4 separate regions of the Mus musculus genome follow, and regions 1, 2 and 4 are each linked to region 3. Evidence: chromatin contacts called from ENCODE Hi-C or POLR2A ChIA-PET data. All regions are on one chromosome and are shown on one strand. The core of a region is the stretch at or near the end of the contact, and the rest is flanking DNA. Distances in the headings are between cores, read along the strand shown.

Region 1 (3,048 bases), core at 544-3,043, 870 kb before region 3:
TTTTAAGATTGATTTTTTTTTTCTTAGAAAACACAAGAACACACCAAATTCTTTTTTTTTTTAATTCTATAATTGATTTTAGTGCTAGGTAGTAGTCCATTGTGGTAGATTTACTAGAGCTATTGAAATGTAACTTATTTGCTTTCAAGTTTTGGCAATTATGAAAAGCTGCTGCAAAAGTTAAATACAGTAATGGGAGAGATGGCTCAGTAGTTGTTCTTGCAGAGGACCTGGGTCTTGGCACTCATATGGTGACTCACAACTATCCATAACTCCAATTCCAAGAGATCCCATGCCCTCTTCTGACCTCCATGGACGCCAGGCATGCAAGTGGTGCACAAACGTGCAATCAAAGCACTCAGACATATCAAATAAACCTTTAAATTTTTCAGATACAGGAGCTGGAAGTGTGAGTCAGCTGTTAAAAGCACATACTGCTCTTGCAGAGGACCCCAAGTTTGGTTCCCAGACTCACACCAGACAGTTCACCTGTAAACTCTAACTTCAGGGGACCTGATACCTTTCTGTGGCCTCTAGGAGAATCTGCACTCTATTATATACACACTCGTAAATAAAACAAACAAAAAACTTAAGGAAAAACAATGTACAGGAACCTGAAGAAGATAGCTCATGGTTCCTTCAGCAAAGTGCTTTCCATGGCAACATATGGATCTGAGTTCAATCCCCAGCACTCATACAGAAACAAACAAACAAAACTGGCCATGGAGACACCCCTGGTGCCTCTTGCCTTGGCCAGACAGCTTAGTCCATTCCACAAGCAAAAGGTAAAAGTAATACCTTGTATGGAAAAGAAAAAGATGCATTGTAAGAAGGAGCTAACTGGAGGTGGGCTCCTGGCCTCCCATATGTGGAGTTTTATACACACACACACACACACACACACACACCCAATCCCACCCGGAAAGAACTCCAAACAAACAAACAAACAAAAAACCCAACTTAAGTACATGTGTTTATACACTAGATGTATGTTCATTTGGGTACATACCTGTATGTGAAACTGATAAATCATACAGTAACCATAAAGGTTTTGCATTCTTTGCAGGAATGTATGTGATTTTCAGTTAGTGTACGTTTTTGTTAACATCGGTGAATGTTTGGGATTTGGGGGCATTTTATGTGTACTCTACATCAAAGTTGAGTTCCCCTAATGTCCTTTGACATTGAGCATCTTTTTAATGCTTATTTGTATGGTGAGGTATCTGGTAAAATGGCTGTGAATTTTCTTAAAGTGGTCGTGTGTATGGTTTAATAAGACTCCTTTATCGTGTCTTTTGTGGCCCTCTCTCTGTCTTGTCATATTTATCTTTTGACAATAAGGGATCACTGGACTATCGTGCAACTTTCTTCTTAATGACACCTGCAGCAACACAGTTTCTGCTTGGGGTTTCAACTACTATTTTCGAGGGCTACAAATTAATCACGTTTCTTCCTCGACAGGCTGCTGTGGTGGACGAACGATAATTTACCAGTGGTTCTGTCACCGTGTCACCTCTGAACCCACAAAGCTTGCAAAGGCCACTGTCGCACACAGCGCTATCTAGCGGGCCAAGCGGTCTCCGCCCTGACATATAGCAGCTATGACCGCCGTATTATTTTTTTTAAGGGCTCTCTCAGAACTCGCTCAGAAAGCAAGGCAAAAGTGCCATTCCTTCCGCCCGCGGGCCTCCGGGATGGTCGTGCTGCGAACCTGGCATGCTCAGTAGAGCTCAATGCCCAGCTGGGAGGCTGGCGCTCGCCCGTGCACACAGCCCCGGGGCGTGAGCAGAGGCGGAGACAGGGGCGGCCGCAGCCTAGCACCACCCCAGTAGTCCTTAGAGGAGGACCAGCGGCCCCCGGAACGGCCTCGGGAGCGCGGGTGTCGGTGCCGCTCACCTCCCGGGAGTCCAGCGGCGGTGCGGACCCGCGGAGGTGCGAGCTGGACGCGGCGGGAGGCGGCAGGCTGTGGGGGACCTGCGAGTGGCTGGGCGCCACTTCAGCACCGAACTCCGACCGGTCCTCGTCAGGGCCCAGGGCCGTCCCGGCCGGGCAGCCACGGCGAGGCGCCGCTCCTGACGTCCACCGCCCGTCCTTCCTCACCTAGGCCGGGGTACTTGGCCGCGGGAAGGCCTCTGAGGTAAGTCAGCGCGGGGGTCGAGGCCAGGGGCGCCGCCGCTAGTTTCCTCAGAAGCTGGTTTCCCGGAAGGGGCGGAGGCCGCGCGATTTCTGCGCGTGGACCGGAGGGCGGGGCTCGTTGTTTCCGGAAGCCGGGTGGCGGGCGGGACTTCAAACGTTCCCGGAAATCGAAAAGCGCGGAACTTGCTGTCATCTAGCGGGAGGTTGGACTCTTCTTGAGGTCGTTTTAGCTCAAGTCGAGACTGAAGGTGCGCCGTAGCCATGGTTACAGAGTGACTATGGAACGATTATTTTGGTAGGAATGACAGCTTCTTGAAGCTTTAGGACCCCAACAAGACTACCTAAATGTAACCTATCAACCCTGGACCTACCAGCTCTTTAAAAGGGTCTATTCCTGTTGTCTTGGGGCAGCAGGTGGCAGAGCAGTCGGTAGCTTTCATCGTTATTTTTGAGGTGAGCTGGCAAATCAGGAGTGATCTACGACCTCAACGAGAGACCAGTGTCAAACATCCAAGGCTTCTCTGGTCCTCAGTAGCATTTGCATTTATGGGTTGCTGCAGACCTTTTCTGAGTTGTGAAAAAGATAAGCCACATCCTCCTCACCTAAGCGTTGGACAGAGCCCACTGAGGATGGATGGTGCAGCCCAGGGTGACTCATTCTTTGTGTCTTGCAGATCATTTGATTTTCTTGCTCTTTTACTTTGTGCAAAGAGTTGAAGCTGTTTTAATCAAGAAATTCCACAAAAGACCTTTAGGAAAGTATTCTTTCTTAACACATGAAGACTCGATGGTAGAGTGAACTTTGGGATGCAATGACTTAATTGTGTAATTCTGTAGCCCCTGGAAAGATACTACTAAGGCTTGTGAGAAAGGTGAACTATCACAGCTGTATTGTATGTAGAAATATACTAG
Region 2 (3,049 bases), core at 518-3,017, 940 kb before region 3:
GCTTTGAACTAAAAACGGACTAATGGAACTTTAAGTACCCAGTCATTTCTGGGTATCTGAAGAATATCAGTTGATATCTGAAGATGCCAAATCTTCAAGTGTTCAGTTAACTTATGTAAAATAACTTAATATTTGATCTAACCAATATAAGTGCCCCTGTGAACTTTAAATGGTTTAGAGATGTGTAAATACCCAGCACAATGTAAAAGCTAGATAAATGATCCCTATTAGCATGCTGTTTAGAAAACAAGAAAGGGGAAAGAGTCTATGCAGTCCAGATTGGGCTCAAACTCTCATTTCTCTGCGTCAGCCTCCTGGGTCCTGGGATTACAGGTATACAGCAACACATCTCAGTTCTCCTTCAATGTTTTCTATCAGATTTTGATTTCTGCTTCATGTTGACTAAAAGTAAAATCCATGTATGAGATGGTATGGGGAGACATGCAGGTATAGGAAGCCAAATAAACTTGGTATATGGAGCCAAGAGTGCCCCAAACACACCCTTTCTGCGTGATGACACAAGCCATATCGGATACAATTACTCAGAGCAGCCTTGAAACACTAGGACACACCCCATGTAAACGGATAACAGCAATCATCCCACAAGCCCCAGCGCCACAGTCCCTGATCACACATACTTTTACCCAAGGTTACTTGATATATTAGATCCAACACCCAACTCCTAAGCCACTGGAGGAAGGAAATGAGCAGCCTCTGGAAAAGACCTATTACAATCAATTGCCTCCCAAGCAGTCAGAAAAATAAGTGCCAAACCTCGCCCAGTTTTCCCTCACTCAGTGTTTCTGACACCATATGAATACTAGCTGTCCATATTTCTGATCCTAATGTGGAGAAAAGACCTAACCTAACGGGAGGAAAGGAGGAAGACCAGGCATGTATCTCAGTAGGAAAGAACTTGCTCAGCATTACAAGGCTCTGGGTCCATCAAAAAGAGGAGGGAGGAAAAAACAAGTTCACATGCCAAGTGCTTCTGGCACAGAAACTGTCAAAAACTTTGCCCATGATTTTCTCCTAACCTGACAGATATCAAATTTGTGAGTTTAGTAGGAGGGAAAACAAACAAACAAACAAACAAACAAAACCCAAAGATCTGGAATTGTTTCTCACAAGTATTTATGTTTGTGGGCCTCCGGGGTGCTTAAGATTTGTCACAAACTTCCCAGCACAGCCTGGGCAGCGCCCCTGGGAGATTCAGGCACACTGGACAGGAAAGGGTCTGAGCACCCAGCCCTTGGTCTCTCTCCCCCACCTCCCAGATCCCAACGCCCGTCCTAGTGCGTCACCAGCCTGCGTCTCTGGAGTCTCCAGGTTCACTCCGGATCGAAGGACATACGTGATCACCTGTAGCCCCGGGGCCCCGCGCAGCAGCCAGGCCGGCTCCGCGCAGCCCCCATCCCTCGCTAGCCGTCGCCTCCAAGGACTCTGGCAGATCTGGGAGGGCGGCGATGTCACCAGATGGCTGGGATCACAAGGCGACTCACTTGGCTGCGTCACGGCCCGCTGAAGCCGCTGTGCAGCAGAGGGAACCCGAGTCAGGTCCACAGGGCTCTCGCCGCGCGCCACACCCGCCTGCGTCCCCAGCTCCCCACCCCCACCCCGCCACCCCACCCCCGCCTCAGCCCACCGAAGAGCATACCCTAGATTCTCCTAGATTCTCGATTTCCGGACTGGTAGCAAGCAGAGAAGAGATGAGGAGGCCCCAACCGCGCCCGAGGCCTTAAATACTTATGGGGGGCGGAGAGTCGGGAGGAGTCTGAAGGCCAGGGTGCGGCCGCTCCCGAGTAGGAAAAGGAAGAGAGTAAGTAAGGCCAGGTGAGTGCCTGCGGACCCACAATCTAGCCTATCCTCTGGCTCTTGGCCACTTTGCCTCAGATTGGGCAGCTGATCTTTCTGGTACTTTCTGGATGCTTTGGCTACCTCCACTTAGCGATGCCAGAAGTGTGCCAGCACTTAGTGGATGGACATACTTGTGACAAAGCAGATCATAAGTTTAAAGTGAGAAAGGAAGAAAAGACTTTTAACTACTGGGGCTGGAGGTAGAGATCTTATTCAGCAGGCACAGAAAAATAAAGAAAGGTGGTCAGTGCCTGTGTCCCAGTGTAGCCTTCTCAGCTTTGGGTAAGCCTTTCCCAGCCATGAAAAGGATGAGCAGTATTCCCAGCCTTCAGCAGGCTAAACAGACCTTATCAACCTGGACACAGACATCTGTCTTGGCTGCAATTGCAGGTACCCATGGGAACTTTAAGGTTTTTGCGCTGACCTTGCTGCTACAACATACTCAAGCTGAAGAAGTGGATGGATTTTGTGGGTTTTTTTTTTCCTTTATAAACACAAAGCTTATTATCAAACTTTGAGCCTTGATCAGAACCTTTGTCTTAGCTTCATCCTTCTCTCACCCCTTTACCTTATTTCTAGCCCCCGTTTCAGGTAAACCCAGTTCAACCATGGCTGCTAGATGGCTACAGATGGACTTGAAAACTGGGGTGGGGGTGAAGGGGGGACTACTGAGAAGTGCTGTCTTGGGTGGAGCGCCACAGAAAACAGAAGAAAAGTGAAAGTATCCATGAAGCACTGTAAGCAACATGCAGCATTAATGCTAGTGCTAGCCATAAATTTTATTTTTTGAAACTGCTGCTGTAAAAAAGTGCTTTCAGGAGGATACAGGCTAGGCTGAAGAAGTGTTGGCCCGACATGGGCTTCGCCTAAGGTGTGGCTGCATAATGGGGCGAGGGAATTCTAAATAGGCATTTGTCCACAGCCAGGAGCTGCTCCAGGTGAAAGGAGTAGGATTTAAAATAAAATAAAAAGAGTAAAAAACAAAAAACAACAACAACCAAAACAGATGTTAGAAAAATTCTTAGCTCAAGTACATTTATGTTGTCCTTAATTCCCAGAAATAGGAATGGTAAATATATAAGTAAAAGAATTAGTCACGTTGAAGAGAAATTGGGAAAGTTAGAAAAGCAGGGCGCTGGAGAACAACTATCGGTAGCTACCACTGTGCCTCTTCTCTCTTTGGCAGAATTCC
Region 3 (3,409 bases), core at 349-2,848:
AGAGTCAACGGGTTTTACGATGCTCGTAATTTGTTTGTAGTCTGTTACAATTAGCCTATTGAGAGCTCACTGGGTTCCATGGCAACCGTGTACGAGATTAGTAGCTCTCCACAGAAATACACATATTTCAAATATATTTTTCAATTATTTAAAGAATGCCCAGCTCGTTTGGAATAATACTTGAAGCAACCACAGATGGTAGGAAAAGATGAAACGTTCACAAAGACACGCTTGCCTCCAAAGCCTCAACTTTTTGCATTGTCTGCCGGCGCCGTGGTCTCCACGGTGTCACCGAACAAGGCGGACCTCTACTTGAGGGATCTTGGGGTACGCTCAGACGCAATCTTGGCAAGCCGCTGTGCTGACGTTGCCGCAGAGGAGAGGTCGGGGCTGAGATCGGGAGGCGGAGACCAGCTGAGCTGGAGCAGGGAACTGGGAGGGCCTCCCCATAGCTGCCCGCCGCAGTTCTAACGCCACAACCACCGCCCGCAGCTTTGAACACGCCCACGCTTTCTTCTGGCCACCAGCACGCATGCGTCTCTCCGGCTGGCCAAAAGACTTCCGGGAAGCTGGTTCCGCTGTGCAGAGCTCACTTCCGTCCTGATCCGCGGAAACTGCGGCTATGGGTCGGGCGGTTCCTTTACCAGGGCCCCGAAGAGGAAAAAAAAAAAAAAAAAAAAAAAAACCCAAGGAATTGTAATTGTCTGGTCTGTCACTTTGTAAACGTTTCCTGCACGAGTAAGCTAATGTTTCAATATCTGCTAACAGTAACAGCTTGGGATGCCTTTAGGCATCGATTTCGCTCTCCAATTCGTAATAGCGTGGAAATGAACTTGGGTGAAAAAGAAAATCTTCCATGGAAAAGTTTTCCAGCACCAGCTCCTTTAGAAGTGCTTTATTTATTTTATTTTTTATTTATTTATTTTTTGGTTTTTCGAGACAGGGTTTCTCTGTGTAGCCCTGGCTGTCCTGGAACTCACTCTGTAGACCAGGCTGGCCTCGAACTCAGATCCGCCTGCCTCTACCTCCCGAGTGCTGGGATTAAAGGCGTGCGCCACCACTGCCCGACAAGAGCATTTTTATTACATTTATTTTGTGTGTCCGGGCTTAGAAGTGCTTTATTTTACTCTGTGAAGAATGGTGTCTGTAAATCGGAAATCGGTCTTATTTCAGTATCACCATTATCTCCAACGTATTCCTCCCAGAAACAGAAAACTTAATTCCCATATAAAGCATACCATAAAGAACAGAAGGTCAAAAGGGGACCTGGCAGATATTCTGGCTGTTTAAATTAGGCCAGGTCTACGAGCTCTCCGCTAGCCAATCAGCAACAAGGAGAGACACAGCAGGTTTCACCCACTACTGGATCACATGGAGAATCAGCTCTCAGCAATGCACCCGACCCCTTTCTTTGCTGCTGTCTCCAGCAGGTCCCTACACTTACACACTTACACACTCACACTTACACACATAACCAGCGCTCTAAGTGAATCAGGCCTTCTTCTCCCCACGGCCCGCCCCCTAGCCCCGGAAGTTACGTTCCGCGCCCCGCCCCCGGACGCCGAGTTTTTCTATCCGGATTCTTAGCGCGGACTCCCGAGTGCCGCTTTTCTCTACGTGCTCCGCACATGCGCGGCTGCCTGTCCCTTCTTCCTCCGCTTCCACTGGCGTCCACGGTTCGCCGAGCCGCCGCCAGCATCGCGGAGGAGTCGGGAAGTTCAAGATGGCCGCCACGGAGCCCCCGTCCCTGCGGGAGCAAGCTGAGTAAGTGCACCGCGCGGGTGTGTCGGAGCTGGGCCTCCAGGCCGGCAATGCGGGGGACGGCGGCGGCGGCGACCTGCGCGACGGGCGGGAAAGTTCAGGCCTAACGGCGACAGCCAAACTTTGCCTTGCCGCGCGCCGTGGGTGGTGCGGCGGGAGGCGTGGGAGCGGCCTGGGCTTTGCTGCCGGTGGGGCCGCGGCTGTTGAGGTGCCGGCAGCGCGGCCTGCTGTCCGTCGTTGCCCCGGGAGGCGGCGGCACGAGCGGCCTCTACAGGTCCAGTTAGCGTGGTGGCTGCTGCTGCCCTGAGGTCGCGCCTTCCTGCACCTCCCTGGGGGACCGTGGAGCTCTCCGATCTCAACCCTCGGTGATCTCCTTCCCTAAAGAGACCCGAGGAATAGTGGCGGCCGGCAGGCTAAGCCCCGCTTTCCTAACGCATATGCTATCCTTGCGATCCTGCTGATGGTAAAAGCAGAGACGGGGGTGCTAGGGTCACACTTTTGACTGTCCCGGAAATTGTGCTAGCGAAGTCCTTTGCCCTTTACTCTTCCTTCCAACCACAACCCGGTATTTCTCTGTCCATTGGTAGCTTATTTCTAACTTTCAAACTTGAGGCAAAGTAAGGTAGACTACCTGGGTTTTGAGGCCTGGCAGTTTTTTGCCCTAGTTTGTTTTTGCCTTTAGGAAGGGACATGGGAGAAGTATTAGGAATCGTTGCTACTTCTAAATCATTCTAATCTGTGTTTTTAATTAAGCGACTATAGAAGTATTTGAAGCCAAGAGAACACATCCTTGAATAAGCAAAAGGACTAGCTGTTGCTTAAAGAAGAGCAGTGTTTTGTTTCCCACGTTTATGCGAGGAAAGCTTAACTTTAAAGAGAATACCACTGAAGACTGGGTGGCAACAGCAACCCCCCCCACCCCCCACCCCCCAGTTACATCTGCATTATCTATGTTTTCAGCCTGTTTAGGAAAGTGTTTGATACCGTTTCCAGCAACTTGTGACAGATAGCTTGGTTTCTTTGCTGAGAATCTAGTTTGGGGTTCCCCTGTCATTTACTTTACTCAGCTTGACAGAGAATTTGTTTTTATTAAGTATGCTTGAAAGTTGCATTGTGGTTGTGACAATTGGGCTTAGCAGAGAACAGATAGGATTTTAAGATAGCTTATTGTCCAAGTTCATGGTGTGGCAGTTACAGGATGTTAGTTTAGCTTGATGGGTGTCTTCGGCTGTTCAGCTAAGTAGTTCTGGCAATCTGAAAAGTTCTTGGTATTATGTCCATTCACTTAATTTGAGGGGAGGATCCATTCACATTTATTTTGAGTCAGAGTCAGCCCTATTATTTGCGTATTTAATCCTATCTTTATAAGCGTGGGTTTGTTTAGGCTCTGGCAACTACATAACACTGATGGTAGTTTTTAATTTATCCTCCCTTCCCCCATAGAAATTGTGTAAATGGAATTCTTCTCAATGTGTCCTATTTTTGCTAATTTGAAAATAATTAATGGAGTAAATAACAGTTTGATATGAAAGCAGGCACTATGTGTGTTGCTGACCTAAATGGCTTCAAGTTACTCTGAATAGCTTGTAGTTACAGGAAGCTATTCAAAATAGAAAAATTAAGGGCACACATATTACATAGTTTACAT
Region 4 (3,041 bases), core at 98-2,597, 910 kb before region 3:
GAAGAGCAGCTTACGTAGAGTGTGTCTGTGAGTTCTTGTTCACAGATGCTGCTGTACTCCAGTCATGCATGATCCCACAGGGGCTGAGGCACTTACACCTGCATCTCTATTAGAAAATGTAGACCATCTCCAGGCCAAGGCTCACTGGCAGCCCTGACCCTGCCGGGGAATGCAGTAATCCACTTCTTAATATAAGGAAAATGGTAGCAGAGAGATCAGCCATACCACCATTCCTTGAATTGGTAAGATGTCACTGTGGATAGAAAGCCAGAAAACCAACAACACACACACACACACACAATTTTTCACCTAAAGTTCTACCAGCTCCTTTGCCCAGCTTCTGCAACTACTTGGTCTTGCAACATTTTTTTAAAAATTTTTTTTATTAGGTATTTTCCTCGTTTACATTTTCAATGCTATCCCAAAGGTCCCCCATATCCAGCCCCCCAATCCCCTACCCACCCACCCCCCCTTTTTGGCCCTGGCATTCCCCTGTACTGGGGCATATAAAGTTTGTGTGTCCAATGGGCCTCTCTTTCCAGTGATGGCCGACTAGGCCGTCTTTTGATACATATGCAGCTAGAGTCAAGAGCTCCGGGGTACTGGTTAGTTCATATTGTTGTTCCACCTATAGGTTTGCAGATCCCTTTAGCTCCTTGGGTACTTTCTCTAGCTCCTCCATTGGGAGCCCTGTGATCCATCCATTAGCTGACTGTGAGCATCCACTTCTGTGTTTGCTAGGCCCCGCAACATTTTTTAATTAACTATTGTATTTTTACCTATATATCAGTTTCACTGTTTTCTCCATTGACGACATCTGGCAAGAGTGGCTTACCGTGACGTGGACACTGATAGGATAGGCAAAGAATGCATCCTTCAACACAAAGATTGTTCTTTAACTCCTAAATCTTTGCAACCACTACTCTGATTCCCTATTCCTGTAATTTACTCTTTCAAGAAACAGAATCATTAAATACATATTCTTTGGTGATTGGACGCTCTTACTCTGGGAAATTCCCTGAAGACTGGAGCAGGATGTATTCACAACTCATTTCTTTTTTTTTTTTTTTTTTTTTTTTTTTTGATTGCCTAGTAGTACAGTGTTTTTGTGCTGATTTGCCTGGATATATTAGTGCTTGTAGAGGATGAGGTACAAAGCAGGAAGGCACCACTTCCCATCTCCCAGCACAGGCTTTCTGCCAGATGCCGGAAGCAAGGAGAGAAACTGGTTTTGCCCACAACTACTGGAGCCCAGCGTGGGGCAGGAACAGGTCAAGGAGACAGTAGGGGAGGGAAGATTGAAGTCCACTGATTGGGAGTTGTGGGGCGGGTTGTTGCCAAGAAGCCGCTAGAGGTCAGTGTGAGGGCGGGGCCGGGTGGGGAAAACGGCCCTGGGCGCAGCGGCAAAGCGTGCAGGCAAGCTCTAGGCATTCTGGCCCTAGACACTGGCTGTGTCACATTGTGCGTGTGTTCCCTCCAGGAGGCAGAGGTAAGAGTCTGTTCACTGCTTCCCTGGGGCATGCGCGTCCTTTCTGCAAGCAACTTTGGGGACTGGGGGAAATGCAGGACTAAAGAGGTCCCTTCCGGTTTTCAGCTTGCATATTAAACTGTAGACCGGTGTTCCCAGGGTGCCTCGCTCCTCAAGCCTTTAAGTATTTGCAGGCGCGTCCACACTGGGTCCAGGTCCTGCTTAACGTGAATGGTTGCGTTTCGCCAGCCCACTCTTGTATAGTGAGCAGTTGTGAGTCTCTGCATATTTTTTTAGCAAAGGGTAAAAATCGAAGTGAGCCAGAGCGAAGTTTGTGCAGGGTGTCTTCCCTTAGCCTGGCAACTGCGGTTTACTCTGCCTTAAAGAACACTGGCTCAAAGGAAGTATCAGCTTCTGTAACCTTAATGTGAAACTATCGGTTTCAGTAACCTGTAATTTCTGGAAATATAAGTAAGGAAGAGACAGAAGACTGAAACTTTGTGACTCGCAGAAGCCTCTAAGGGAGCATGGAGGGTGGGGGAGAGGAGCGCGATTGAGCAAGAGCACTCTAGAAAAAGATAAACTAAGTGAACACAGAAAGCAGGCAGGCAATGCTGTCACTACAGGATAACATGTCAGCTGTTAGAATGACCACCATAGAGCCTGCCTGTGTAGAAAATGATACAGTAAAACTATCAAAATAACTGCTGGATGTTGAGACATAATTATGCTTATCTCTAAATATCGTGAAGTTCTTTTCATGTGGCTTGTAGGTTAACAACCACACCTCCCCCACAAACAACACAACAGCAAAAACAAAACAAGAAAAAACAAACAACAAAACCTTGGTTAACTTACAGTTTCCACCTAAGGCGAGTAACTGAGAGTGAAAAGCCTGTATCAGGAGATTGTATCTATGTTCGAATTTCTTACTCTTCCGAGAGTTAAGTAAGAGGAAATTTCAACCCCATGCACCCAGCCAGCCACACCCAATTGTAATACAAATTTGTAAACTGAGCTGAGTAGCACAGATGAGGCGGTGAGGCTAGGGGTAGAGTGTAGAGTGTGCCTAGCAGCACTGCAAAGTCCGGACTAAGGCAGCTGTGTGCCTACTTGAGGGAAATCTCGGGATGTGTTTTGCTCATCTACAGTAGTCCTGGGAACCTTTGAAAATGTGTATTAACCTTAGAGCTATCTGCCTAAGATCTTCTGTTATTCTTGGCATAAAATCTTTACTCTGACCTATTTATCATCCCCCCACTCAGGTCCCTGGCTGCATCACCAGCCACTCACTTCAAACCAGAGCCCAGCTAAATAACCTTTCTTGCTGTTTCTTGAACTCTCCAGGTCAGTTCCCACCGGGTGTCTACGTAATGTTTAGTGACTGAGATATGGTAAAGTCACCTGATTAGTGCCCTGCTAGAGTGATGAAACTTTTAATCTGCTCTGTAAACATACATCGTGAATCAAGAGCAGAACTCTGATCGACCTTTCCTAATCTTTCCCCTAGGCTTAATATCCATCCCTTGCATGAGTAAACAAATAGGACTGTCTCAAAATCTTGTGTCTCAAG

What was found. Hi-C counts contacts between places; a loop is a spot of excess contacts on that map. ChIA-PET counts read pairs that join two places held with the same protein, here RNA polymerase II (POLR2A).
Region 1: POLR2A ChIA-PET joins it to region 3 with 12 read pairs in Patski. The contact joins the promoter of Ripk1 here to the promoter of Prpf4b in region 3. POLR2A ChIA-PET finds 5 or more read pairs at or near these places in 2 of 5 experiments (Patski and embryonic stem cell).
Region 2: a map of heart shows a loop between it and region 3 (2.4-fold over the local background). The contact joins the promoter of 1110046J04Rik here to the promoter of Prpf4b in region 3. A Hi-C loop is called at or near these places in 1 of 37 maps with a recorded cell type or tissue (heart). POLR2A ChIA-PET finds 5 or more read pairs at or near these places in 1 of 5 experiments (embryonic stem cell).
Region 4: a loop to region 3 is called in a map of v-Abl transformed pro-B cells, with 4 times the contacts of the local background. The contact joins the promoter of Nqo2 here to the promoter of Prpf4b in region 3. A Hi-C loop is called at or near these places in 1 of 37 maps with a recorded cell type or tissue (v-Abl transformed pro-B cells). POLR2A ChIA-PET finds 5 or more read pairs at or near these places in 1 of 5 experiments (Patski).

Annotation. Positions count from the first base shown.
Region 1 is chr13:34,000,570-34,003,617 of GRCm38, forward strand. Ripk1 (receptor (TNFRSF)-interacting serine-threonine kinase 1) reads left to right here and starts at 1,794. Exons shown (of 11, transcript NM_001359997.1): 1 at 1,794-2,137. It also overlaps a transcript of Serpinb6a not described here.
Region 2 is chr13:33,934,265-33,937,313 of GRCm38, forward strand. It overlaps 1110046J04Rik (RIKEN cDNA 1110046J04 gene), which reads left to right and starts at 1,768. Exons shown (of 5, transcript NR_040707.1): 1 at 1,768-1,833. It overlaps Serpinb6a (serine (or cysteine) peptidase inhibitor, clade B, member 6a), which reads right to left and starts at 1,819. Exons shown (of 7, transcript NM_009254.3): 1 at 1,658-1,819.
Region 3 is chr13:34,873,931-34,877,339 of GRCm38, forward strand. It overlaps Prpf4b (pre-mRNA processing factor 4B), which reads left to right and starts at 1,599. Exons shown (of 15, transcript NM_013830.3): 1 at 1,599-1,764. The coding sequence starts at 1,724. It overlaps Gm36839 (a long non-coding RNA gene), which reads right to left and starts at 1,310. Exons shown (of 2, transcript XR_382181.1): 1 at 1,239-1,310; 2 at 1-638.
Region 4 is chr13:33,963,312-33,966,352 of GRCm38, forward strand. Nqo2 (N-ribosyldihydronicotinamide quinone reductase 2) reads left to right here and starts at 1,348. Exons shown (of 7, transcript NM_001163241.1): 1 at 1,348-1,489. It also overlaps a transcript of Serpinb6a not described here.